Regions from separate parts of the Homo sapiens genome. Here region 1 is linked to region 2. Evidence: read pairs that join two places in POLR2A ChIA-PET (ENCODE). Cell type or tissue: GM12878. All regions are shown on one strand. Region 1 overlaps ADAMTS4 (ADAM metallopeptidase with thrombospondin type 1 motif 4). Region 2 holds the start of TRN-GTT2-2 (tRNA-Asn (anticodon GTT) 2-2).

The links. Peaks named below come from ENCODE experiments on the same cell type or tissue, not always from the same donor. Only the 100,000 strongest peaks of a DNase experiment are listed, where the experiment ranks them.
Region 1: POLR2A ChIA-PET joins it to region 2 with 6 read pairs; 2 of 35 experiments call an interaction of 5 or more read pairs at or near these places.

What each region holds. Positions count from the first base shown.
Region 1 is chr1:161,188,909-161,193,908 of GRCh38, reverse strand. It overlaps ADAMTS4 (ADAM metallopeptidase with thrombospondin type 1 motif 4), which reads left to right. Exons shown (of 9, transcript NM_005099.6): 6 at 83-269; 7 at 521-696; 8 at 1,669-1,844; 9 at 2,345-5,000. The coding sequence ends at 2,771. Among named protein-coding and RNA genes, the nearest start is that of ADAMTS4, 7.6 kb to the left of the region's middle. RefSeq lists an enhancer at 158-971. In GM12878, a CTCF peak has its summit at 1,221 (motif pointing left); no DNase peak of the experiment used is centred here.
Region 2 is chr1:161,426,116-161,431,115 of GRCh38, reverse strand. TRN-GTT2-2 (tRNA-Asn (anticodon GTT) 2-2) reads left to right here and starts at 2,966; the gene lies at 2,966-3,039. RefSeq lists an enhancer at 2,610-2,659. In GM12878, no CTCF peak of the experiment used is centred here; a DNase peak (open chromatin) is centred at 2,895; H3K4me3 peaks cover 888 bases.

The DNA.
Region 1 (5,000 bases), 240 kb after region 2:
AAAGGGCCCGGGGGTGTGGGGACTGGCCTTAAGCCCAGGAGAGAGTTCACTTATGCCCCACTTCCGTTCTGTGCCTTTGCAGATTCCACAGGCTGGTGGCTGGGGTCCTTGGGGACCATGGGGTGACTGCTCTCGGACCTGTGGGGGTGGTGTCCAGTTCTCCTCCCGAGACTGCACGAGGCCTGTCCCCCGGAATGGTGGCAAGTACTGTGAGGGCCGCCGTACCCGCTTCCGCTCCTGCAACACTGAGGACTGCCCAACTGGCTCAGGTGAGGAGTAGGGGGGATGGGAGCCCTTGGGAGGGGACAGTAGAGCAGGAAGGACTGTCCCTTGAGTGCAAGACCAAGGGGGTGTTGATTCCCCTGCTGCTGTGGGGAGTGCCTTTAACCTCTGGGAATTGTCCTTGGCCGTCTGCAGGGAAGAGCAGAGCTGTGCTGTCTAGAGTTCTCAGGGGTTGGGTGGAGGGATGTGGGGTGATGTGAGGAAGGAAGGAGGGGCTCTGACTGTTTTACCCCTCCAGCCCTGACCTTCCGCGAGGAGCAGTGTGCTGCCTACAACCACCGCACCGACCTCTTCAAGAGCTTCCCAGGGCCCATGGACTGGGTTCCTCGCTACACAGGCGTGGCCCCCCAGGACCAGTGCAAACTCACCTGCCAGGCCCAGGCACTGGGCTACTACTATGTGCTGGAGCCACGGGTGAGGGTCAGGACACCCCCAGGCCCTGTCTATGGTCACACACACCCGCAGTGCTCCCTCTGCTTTCTGATAACAAAGATCACCCAAAGTAACCCTGTTCCTACAGCCACGCCAGCCCAGTCCAGGATTCCACTCAGACTTATCTGTACATGGGTATCAGGAAAACGAGCCCCAGACTCCAGATATGTGGCCAATAGGTCCCTCTAGCCTATCCTATTTCCCGTGGTTTCTTTTCCTCTGACTCCCCATCTTCTAATGCTGCATTTGGTGAGAATCGAATGTGTGGCCTTTGGGACAAGTCCTTCACCCCTCTTCCATGGGCTCCTCTGTCAAATTATAGTGGTGGTTTCATTCAGCTCCTGGACAGCCAGTCCCTCAATGGACAGGCCTCCTGGAGATGACTGAAGTCCCTACACTCCCTCTCTGTGATAGGGTGGTGGGTTGAAGGCTGCACAAAGAAAAACAAGCCCCAGCAGCATTTTGCTCCCTTCGCCCCAACCTGAGAATTTCTACAGGCTGGCTGCCCTCTAGCGTCCATTTAGGGACAGTGCCATCAAGGTTTAGGGCTTGGTGCTGGGACCAGACAGACTGCACTTCCCATCTTGGCTCCTCTGCTTGCCATTTGTGTGGCTTTTGGACAGGTTCTTTAGCTTTTCTAAACCTCAACGTTCCATCCCTAAAAACCTCAAATAGTGGTGGTGAGATTTACATTTGTGTTTATAAAACACTTAGCATGCTGCCTGATTCATACTCAGTGCTCTGAAAATGCTGGCTAGATGTTATATGTGATAATAATTATTATTGTTATGATTATCACCCACATGGTGGCCGGCACTCACCCATCTACATCCCCTACTTCATCCAACTTTTCCGACAACATTGCTTCCCTGATGGGACATGGGTCTCGTTTGATTTACCAACCCCTTTTGACTTAGGAGGAACCTTCAGCATTGTTCTTTCTCTTTTCCTCAGGTGGTAGATGGGACCCCCTGTTCCCCGGACAGCTCCTCGGTCTGTGTCCAGGGCCGATGCATCCATGCTGGCTGTGATCGCATCATTGGCTCCAAGAAGAAGTTTGACAAGTGCATGGTGTGCGGAGGGGACGGTTCTGGTTGCAGCAAGCAGTCAGGCTCCTTCAGGAAATTCAGGTTCTTTCACCATCATTCCTCCCTCTACCTTCCTGGACATTCTGGGTCCTAGTGATGCAGAGGGGAACTCAGCACTGTTTCCACTCTCAAAGAGCTCACAGTCTAGCGGGAGATAGACGAGTAGGCAGCTACAGTGCGGTTTCCCATGTATTCATCCGAAGTTGGAACAGGGTGTTGTGAGTGCCCTTGTGGGCATCAGGGAAGGCTTCCTTGGAGGTGACCTCTGAGCTGAGTCTCAGAAGGAGGGTAGGAATTAGACAGGTACCAAGGAAGTGGGGCTTGGAAGGGCAACTCAATAAGGGGGCAGTGGGTGTAAAGGTCCAGAGATAAGAGGCAGTAGGGCACATGTGCATGTAGCTCTGATCCAGACCGAACAGCTCACATAGGATTGGGTGACAGCCATCTACACACATGTACACACATACAGTCACATAAGCACAGCTCAGAAGGCTGAGGGGATTCAGGTGATCCTGAGCTCCCCATCTACTCCTTCCACACAGGTACGGATACAACAATGTGGTCACTATCCCCGCGGGGGCCACCCACATTCTTGTCCGGCAGCAGGGAAACCCTGGCCACCGGAGCATCTACTTGGCCCTGAAGCTGCCAGATGGCTCCTATGCCCTCAATGGTGAATACACGCTGATGCCCTCCCCCACAGATGTGGTACTGCCTGGGGCAGTCAGCTTGCGCTACAGCGGGGCCACTGCAGCCTCAGAGACACTGTCAGGCCATGGGCCACTGGCCCAGCCTTTGACACTGCAAGTCCTAGTGGCTGGCAACCCCCAGGACACACGCCTCCGATACAGCTTCTTCGTGCCCCGGCCGACCCCTTCAACGCCACGCCCCACTCCCCAGGACTGGCTGCACCGAAGAGCACAGATTCTGGAGATCCTTCGGCGGCGCCCCTGGGCGGGCAGGAAATAACCTCACTATCCCGGCTGCCCTTTCTGGGCACCGGGGCCTCGGACTTAGCTGGGAGAAAGAGAGAGCTTCTGTTGCTGCCTCATGCTAAGACTCAGTGGGGAGGGGCTGTGGGCGTGAGACCTGCCCCTCCTCTCTGCCCTAATGCGCAGGCTGGCCCTGCCCTGGTTTCCTGCCCTGGGAGGCAGTGATGGGTTAGTGGATGGAAGGGGCTGACAGACAGCCCTCCATCTAAACTGCCCCCTCTGCCCTGCGGGTCACAGGAGGGAGGGGGAAGGCAGGGAGGGCCTGGGCCCCAGTTGTATTTATTTAGTATTTATTCACTTTTATTTAGCACCAGGGAAGGGGACAAGGACTAGGGTCCTGGGGAACCTGACCCCTGACCCCTCATAGCCCTCACCCTGGGGCTAGGAAATCCAGGGTGGTGGTGATAGGTATAAGTGGTGTGTGTATGCGTGTGTGTGTGTGTGAAAATGTGTGTGTGCTTATGTATGAGGTACAACCTGTTCTGCTTTCCTCTTCCTGAATTTTATTTTTTGGGAAAAGAAAAGTCAAGGGTAGGGTGGGCCTTCAGGGAGTGAGGGATTATCTTTTTTTTTTTTTCTTTCTTTCTTTCTTTTTTTTTTTTGAGACAGAATCTCGCTCTGTCGCCCAGGCTGGAGTGCAATGGCACAATCTCGGCTCACTGCATCCTCCGCCTCCCGGGTTCAAGTGATTCTCATGCCTCAGCCTCCTGAGTAGCTGGGATTACAGGCTCCTGCCACCACGCCCGGCTAATTTTTGTTTTGTTTTGTTTGGAGACAGAGTCTCGCTATTGTCACCAGGGCTGGAATGATTTCAGCTCACTGCAACCTTCGCCACCTGGGTTCCAGCAATTCTCCTGCCTCAGCCTCCCGAGTAGCTGAGATTATAGGCACCTACCACCACGCCCGGCTAATTTTTGTATTTTTAGTAGAGACGGGGTTTCACCATGTTGGCCAGGCTGGTCTCGAACTCCTGACCTTAGGTGATCCACTCGCCTTCATCTCCCAAAGTGCTGGGATTACAGGCGTGAGCCACCGTGCCTGGCCACGCCCAACTAATTTTTGTATTTTTAGTAGAGACAGGGTTTCACCATGTTGGCCAGGCTGCTCTTGAACTCCTGACCTCAGGTAATCGACCTGCCTCGGCCTCCCAAAGTGCTGGGATTACAGGTGTGAGCCACCACGCCCGGTACATATTTTTTAAATTGAATTCTACTATTTATGTGATCCTTTTGGAGTCAGACAGATGTGGTTGCATCCTAACTCCATGTCTCTGAGCATTAGATTTCTCATTTGCCAATAATAATACCTCCCTTAGAAGTTTGTTGTGAGGATTAAATAATGTAAATAAAGAACTAGCATAACACTCAGCATCTAGTAAGTGCTCAACAAATAGCAGCTGCTGTTACTTACTGTTATCAAATTTCTGTCCACATCCACTCTCCATATGCACTTGAAGGTGGCAAAGATCCACAACCATGGTGCCTGCCTTTATCCTCAGGGTCCGTTCCTTTGGTTGGCAGACCCCTATCCTGGGTTCTGAGGGACCAACAGAGAAAGGAAAATTCCATCCCTCACCTCTGGAAGTTCCCAATCACAGGAAGGAAACATAGTAAGCACGTGGCTACAAATACAATTGACAAGAACATGAAGGTGCAGGATAACAAGAACAAATAACAAGAACAACTGCATCAACACAAATGAGTGCTTAGTAATAAGGGTGATAGTTGAGGGGTCTGGGTTTCACAACAGTAGAAAGAGCACTGGAGTGGGAGCCAGCGGGTCTGGATTCAATTTGGGGCTCGGCGTCTTATTAGCTGGGTGGTGTTGGGTAAGTCACTGATGCTGAGCCTTAGATTGCTCATATGGGACTAACAGTATCTACTCCCACAGAGTTGTTCTGGGAACAAATGCTAGAATATTTTCAAAATAGTAAAGGTTATAGTCATGGCCATGTGAGAGGTTACCCCTATGACTACCTGAAGATGGAACGGAGTCTCCAGAATCTGCCAGTGTAAACCCAGCAGAATGCCTAGAAGATGTGAGATTAGAATAAAATTTCATAAAACAAAAACAATCGGGCACGGTGGCTCATGCCTGTAATCCCAGCACTTTGGGAGGCCGAAATGGGCGGATCACGAGGTCAGGAGATTGAGACCGACCATCCTGGCTACCACAGTGAAACCCCGTGTCTACTAAAAATACAAAA
Region 2 (5,000 bases):
AGGTTGATTCGATATTTCTGTCATTGTGAATAGTACGGCATTAAACATGGGGGCGCAGGTATCTGTCTGATATCCGGATTTCCTTTGCGTTGGATAAATACTCAGCTGTGAGTTTCCTGGATTCTACAGAAGTTGTACCTTTGTTTGCTTTTCTTTCTTTCTTTCTTTCTTTCTTTCTTTCTTTCTTTCTTTCTTTCTTTCTTTCTATCTTTCTTTCTTCCTTTCTTTCTTTCTCTTTCTCTTTCTTTCTTTCTTTTTCTTTCTTTCTTTTCTCTCTCTCTTTCTTTCTTTTTTTTGACGGAGTCTTGCTCCAGCCCAGACTGGAGTGCAATGGCATGATCCTGGCTCACTGCAACTTCTGCCTCCCAGGTTCAAGCGATCCTCCTGCCTCAGCCTCCCAAGTAGCTGAGCTTACAGGCATGCACCACCACACCTGGCTAATTTTTTTGTCTTTCTAGTAGAGACGCAGTTTCACCATGTTGGCCAGGCTGGTCTCAAATTCCTGACCTCAGGTGATCCACCTATCTTGGCCTCCCAAAGTGTTGGGATTACAGGGGTGAGCCACCATGCCCAGCCTGCTTTTCTTGAGAAATTTCTATGCTGTTTTTTTTATGGTGAGTGTACTTATTTACTTTTCTGCCAACGGTGTCTAAGACCCACCTTTTTTCTGCCTCATCATCTGGATTTGTTAGGTTTTGGGGTGTTTTCTTTTGTCTGTTAAATAATGTCTCTTCTAACTGGGGTAAGATGATATCTCATTGTGGTTTTGATTTGTATTTTTCTGACCACTTGTGATGTTGAGCATTTTCTTCATACAACTGTTGGTTGACCATTCCCATGTCTTTTTTTTGGGAAATGTCCTTTGCCTACTTTCTAATGGGATTATATTGGGGGCATGTGTGTGTGTGTGTGTGTGTGTGTGTGTGTGTGTGTGTGTTTGCTTACTGCCAACATGTTCGAGTTGCTTGCCTATTCTGGATGTATAAAATGAATCTTTAGAGATCCAGCTAGTTAGAACACTCTGGCAGCAAGGGTGGAAATGTGGAGTTAAAGGAATCAGTGGGTGAAACACAGCAGCTAAGCTGACTAAAGAGCTTTTGGTGGTTGGGTGTCAGGATAGAGTTCTAGCTGATGGTCTCAATCTCATCTCAAAATAACAAGAAACACACTGAGAATGCCCCTATATTCTGTGCCCAGATTTGATCTCTAAATTTTCCCATTTTCTCTTTCCCACAGATCAGCTCTGCTCTTCATCCGTTTGTTCATTTCTGTATAGATCTTATTGTGAGTCTTATGGCTTCCCCCAAAGGAAACTGCAGAGCTCTGTCTACTTCACCCTACAGCTTCTGTGCATATCAGGAAAGATATTTTCATATATGTTCTCTACACTGACATTTGGCTGTACATTTGTTCTTATACCACTGCAATCGTGCCTCTCTAATTTTGATTTCACAGAGTATGCACCATTCCCATTCTTTTCTTGCCAGCCTATGCCTCTTCCTGGCATGATCCTTCTGTTTATAAACAGTGTTCATCGCTAGTCTGATCTGCATTCTCAGCCCTTTTGAGCTCTACTTAAAGTGGTAGTAGGCAATTACTTTGCCATTCAAGTAGCTGAGCCAGTGTTCATGGATTACTGCAGTTACACCCCTTTTAGGTCATGCAACTACCATGTCTCACTTTTTTTTTCAAATAATTATTTATGAGGACCTCTTAAGAAAGGTTAAGGGGAAAAAAAAAGTCTTCCAACTCTGTGGATCCAGAGCCTCTTCGATGTCTCTCAAAGTTTCTAGCAAATCTCGCCACTGGAACTTTTAACAGAAATGTTTCAATCAAACCAATAAGTATACTGGAGACATAGAAGTCTTCCATCTGGGGCTGCTTGACCATCAAGCCAGAGAATAACATCCTATTATTTTCCATTTTATAAAGTTCATTTTGACCTGGTCTTTTACATAGAGTCAACTAAATTGTTGCTATTTGAAAGACTTAACTGTATTGACTTACAATATTGGGTGTGACACTGTTTTCTCAGCCTAAGTGAGATGTATGGGTGGCCTGGGTTTCTGTAATAGAAACCTCTGAACATGTCATGGAAGCTACTGGTAGAAATTATTAGAGGGTTTCATAAAAATTGTCCAGACTGTAGAAAACTTCAAAAAGTTAACAGCTTTGCAAATGCCAAAGATTTGCGGGAATTACATTCATTACTACAATTGATTTTCTTGAGTCAAAATAACTGATAGATCTGGTGCATGTTTCAGTGTAAAACTTAAATATAATCGAACTAATCATAAATTAGTGATTCCCTATGAAAAGCCATGACCCATCAGGGATGCTTTTGATTGTTTGGAGCGGAGGGGTGCTTATTTGTTCAACTTGCTCAATCTCTTGTGTCCCAGATGTCTTTGTACCTTCCCATGGGATATTTAGTACTTTCCCATGGGCTATTTAAGCTTGAGAATCATATTCTGGGAGTGCTTCAGAGCTCACTTCCACACTTAACTTACCTCTTTGAACAAACACTTAGCATGTAGGTTTGAAATTCAGAAAGAAGTGATGTAACTGGGCTTCAAAAAACTACCGATTTAAGGACATCAAGCTGACTTCCTAAGTGTGTATCTCTAGTTCAAATCAGCAATGAGCTATTCTCCCAACACTCACTACACCCTTTCTCCATTCCCCATTTCCTCAAGCCAATAGTTAATTTGATTTTACTCGTGTCTGGGTCTCGACTTTGGGAGCCAATTGCTTTCTGCTGCTGCTAAGAAACTGGGGAGGAAGCAAGCAAGTATCTGAATGTCACATAGCAGGAATGGTTTCATGTTGTAGGTTTTAGAATTACCCAACTCAGACCTAGACTTGCAGTCACGTAGTAGTGAACCAGAACTCTAGGTAGCGAAATCGTCATGTGTTTACCTAAATATCTATAAATATGATCTACAAGAACAGGCCATTCGTGTCAGTCTCTGTGGCGCAATCGGTTAGCGCGTTCGGCTGTTAACCGAAAGGTTGGTGGTTCGAGCCCACCCAGGGACGGCTGAAATTTTAGATTCCAATTCCTTTGTTACTATTTTTCTCCATTCTTCTTTTCAGATCCAGAAGTTCTACTTCTAACCTAAAATCCTACACAATGGTTGCTTTGTAAAACACGTTTCATAACATCCTCCACCCTACACGTTTAGAGGTCCTCTAGTACTGAACTAGAGGCTCCTGTACTTTTCCCTCCAGAAACAAATCCTTTGAGAGCTGCTTTCCTGCAGAACCTCGCAGCCAGCAAGACTTTGCAGGTGAGTGCTAGTACTAAGGAAAACAAGTATGGCTCTCTCGCTCAATTAATTCCCACAGCAGATGCTAAAGAGCTGGAGAAACCCAATGACCTCTCTGAAATTTTAAAGGGTGCAGGGCAGCAAAACTCCACCTCCATTCTCTTAGGGTCCCGACTGCACCTGAGAATTACGTTAATAGACTATAGATCGAATTTCTTTAATACAAGTTTTACGTGGCACGGGAACACTTATGAGGAAATGGAGATGAGAAGAAGCAGTTAGAGTTAGTAATTTATATACTAAATTGGATGAAGAGCAGTAAGTTGTGAAGAAGCAACTAAACTATGTGGAAAGGCTTAAAAAATAAGAGTTGTTTTTACAAGATCTCTGTAGAAAAGTGCCTTTAAAAATTTAAATATTTTAAGTTAAAAACTTAAATAGTTTCTGGCCGGACGCGGTAGCTCACGCCTGTAATCCCAGCACTTTGGGAGGCAGAGGCGGGTGGATCACGAGGTCAGGAGATCGAGACCATCCTGGCTAACACAGTGAAACCCCGTCTCTACTAAAAATAGAAAAAATTAGCCGGGCATGGTGGGGGGCGCCTGTTGTCCCAGCTACTCAGGAGGCTGAGGTAGGAGAATCGTTTGAACCTGGGAGGCGGAGGTTGCAGTGAGCTGAGATCATGCCACTGCACTCCAGCGTGGGCGACAGAGCAAGACTCCGTCTCAAAAAAAAAAAAAAAAAAAAAAAACTTAGTTTCTGATGGTATCTGATTCAAATTATGGGCCTGGAGGACATAATAGGTGATAGAGGTGGGTCTTGAAATAAGTTGGCATTTCCTTGCCATGTAACTGTCTCAGATGTTATCATAAAGAATCCTCAAACAAGAGAATTTCAACTTGTTCATATAGGAAGAAAGGGGGCTCTTTTGCTAGTAAGGGAGGCTCAGGGAGATTTGTAGGTTCAAAGCACTCAGATTCATAATAATCTGCTCAACTGTCTCATTTCCATTCCCACTGTTGATGAATACACCAAATGTCACAGAAGAGGCATGCTCAGACTATGAATTTAACTTGGGTTTTAGTTTTTTAACCTGCAGGATCCAATTTTAGGTTCATATCTTGGCTATTCAAGATATACACACACATATCCTATTTTTTCTGTTTTGTCTGTAACTATGGAACTCTTACTGGATAGAAAGTGGTATACAGATCATGGGAATGTGAATAGTTACAACCACTTTGGAAAGCTATTTGGACATACCTGCCACAGCTGAACATATGTATGCATGTTTCAGTAATTTTTTCTGAGGTATATACCTAAGAGAAAACAGTATAACTATATAGATATAGAGGTAAAGATAGATAAATGGGCAGATAGTCTCCAAAATATATGTACAAAATTTTTCAAGAAACCATTATTTAAAATGTTATTTAGTATAACATAAACTGTACATATTTAAAGTATACAAAATGATGTTTTGACGTATGTATACACCAGTGAATCCAACACTATCATTAAGATAGTGAGCATATAGGCCGGGTGTGGTGGCCTATGCCTGTAATCCCAACACTTTGGGAGGCCAAGGTGGGTGGATCACCTGAGGTCAGGAGTTTGAGACCAGCCTGACCAACATGGTGAAACCCCATATCTACTAAAAATACGAACATCAGCCGGGCATGGTGGCACGTGCTTGTAATCCCAGCTACTTGGGAGGCTGAGACAGGAGAA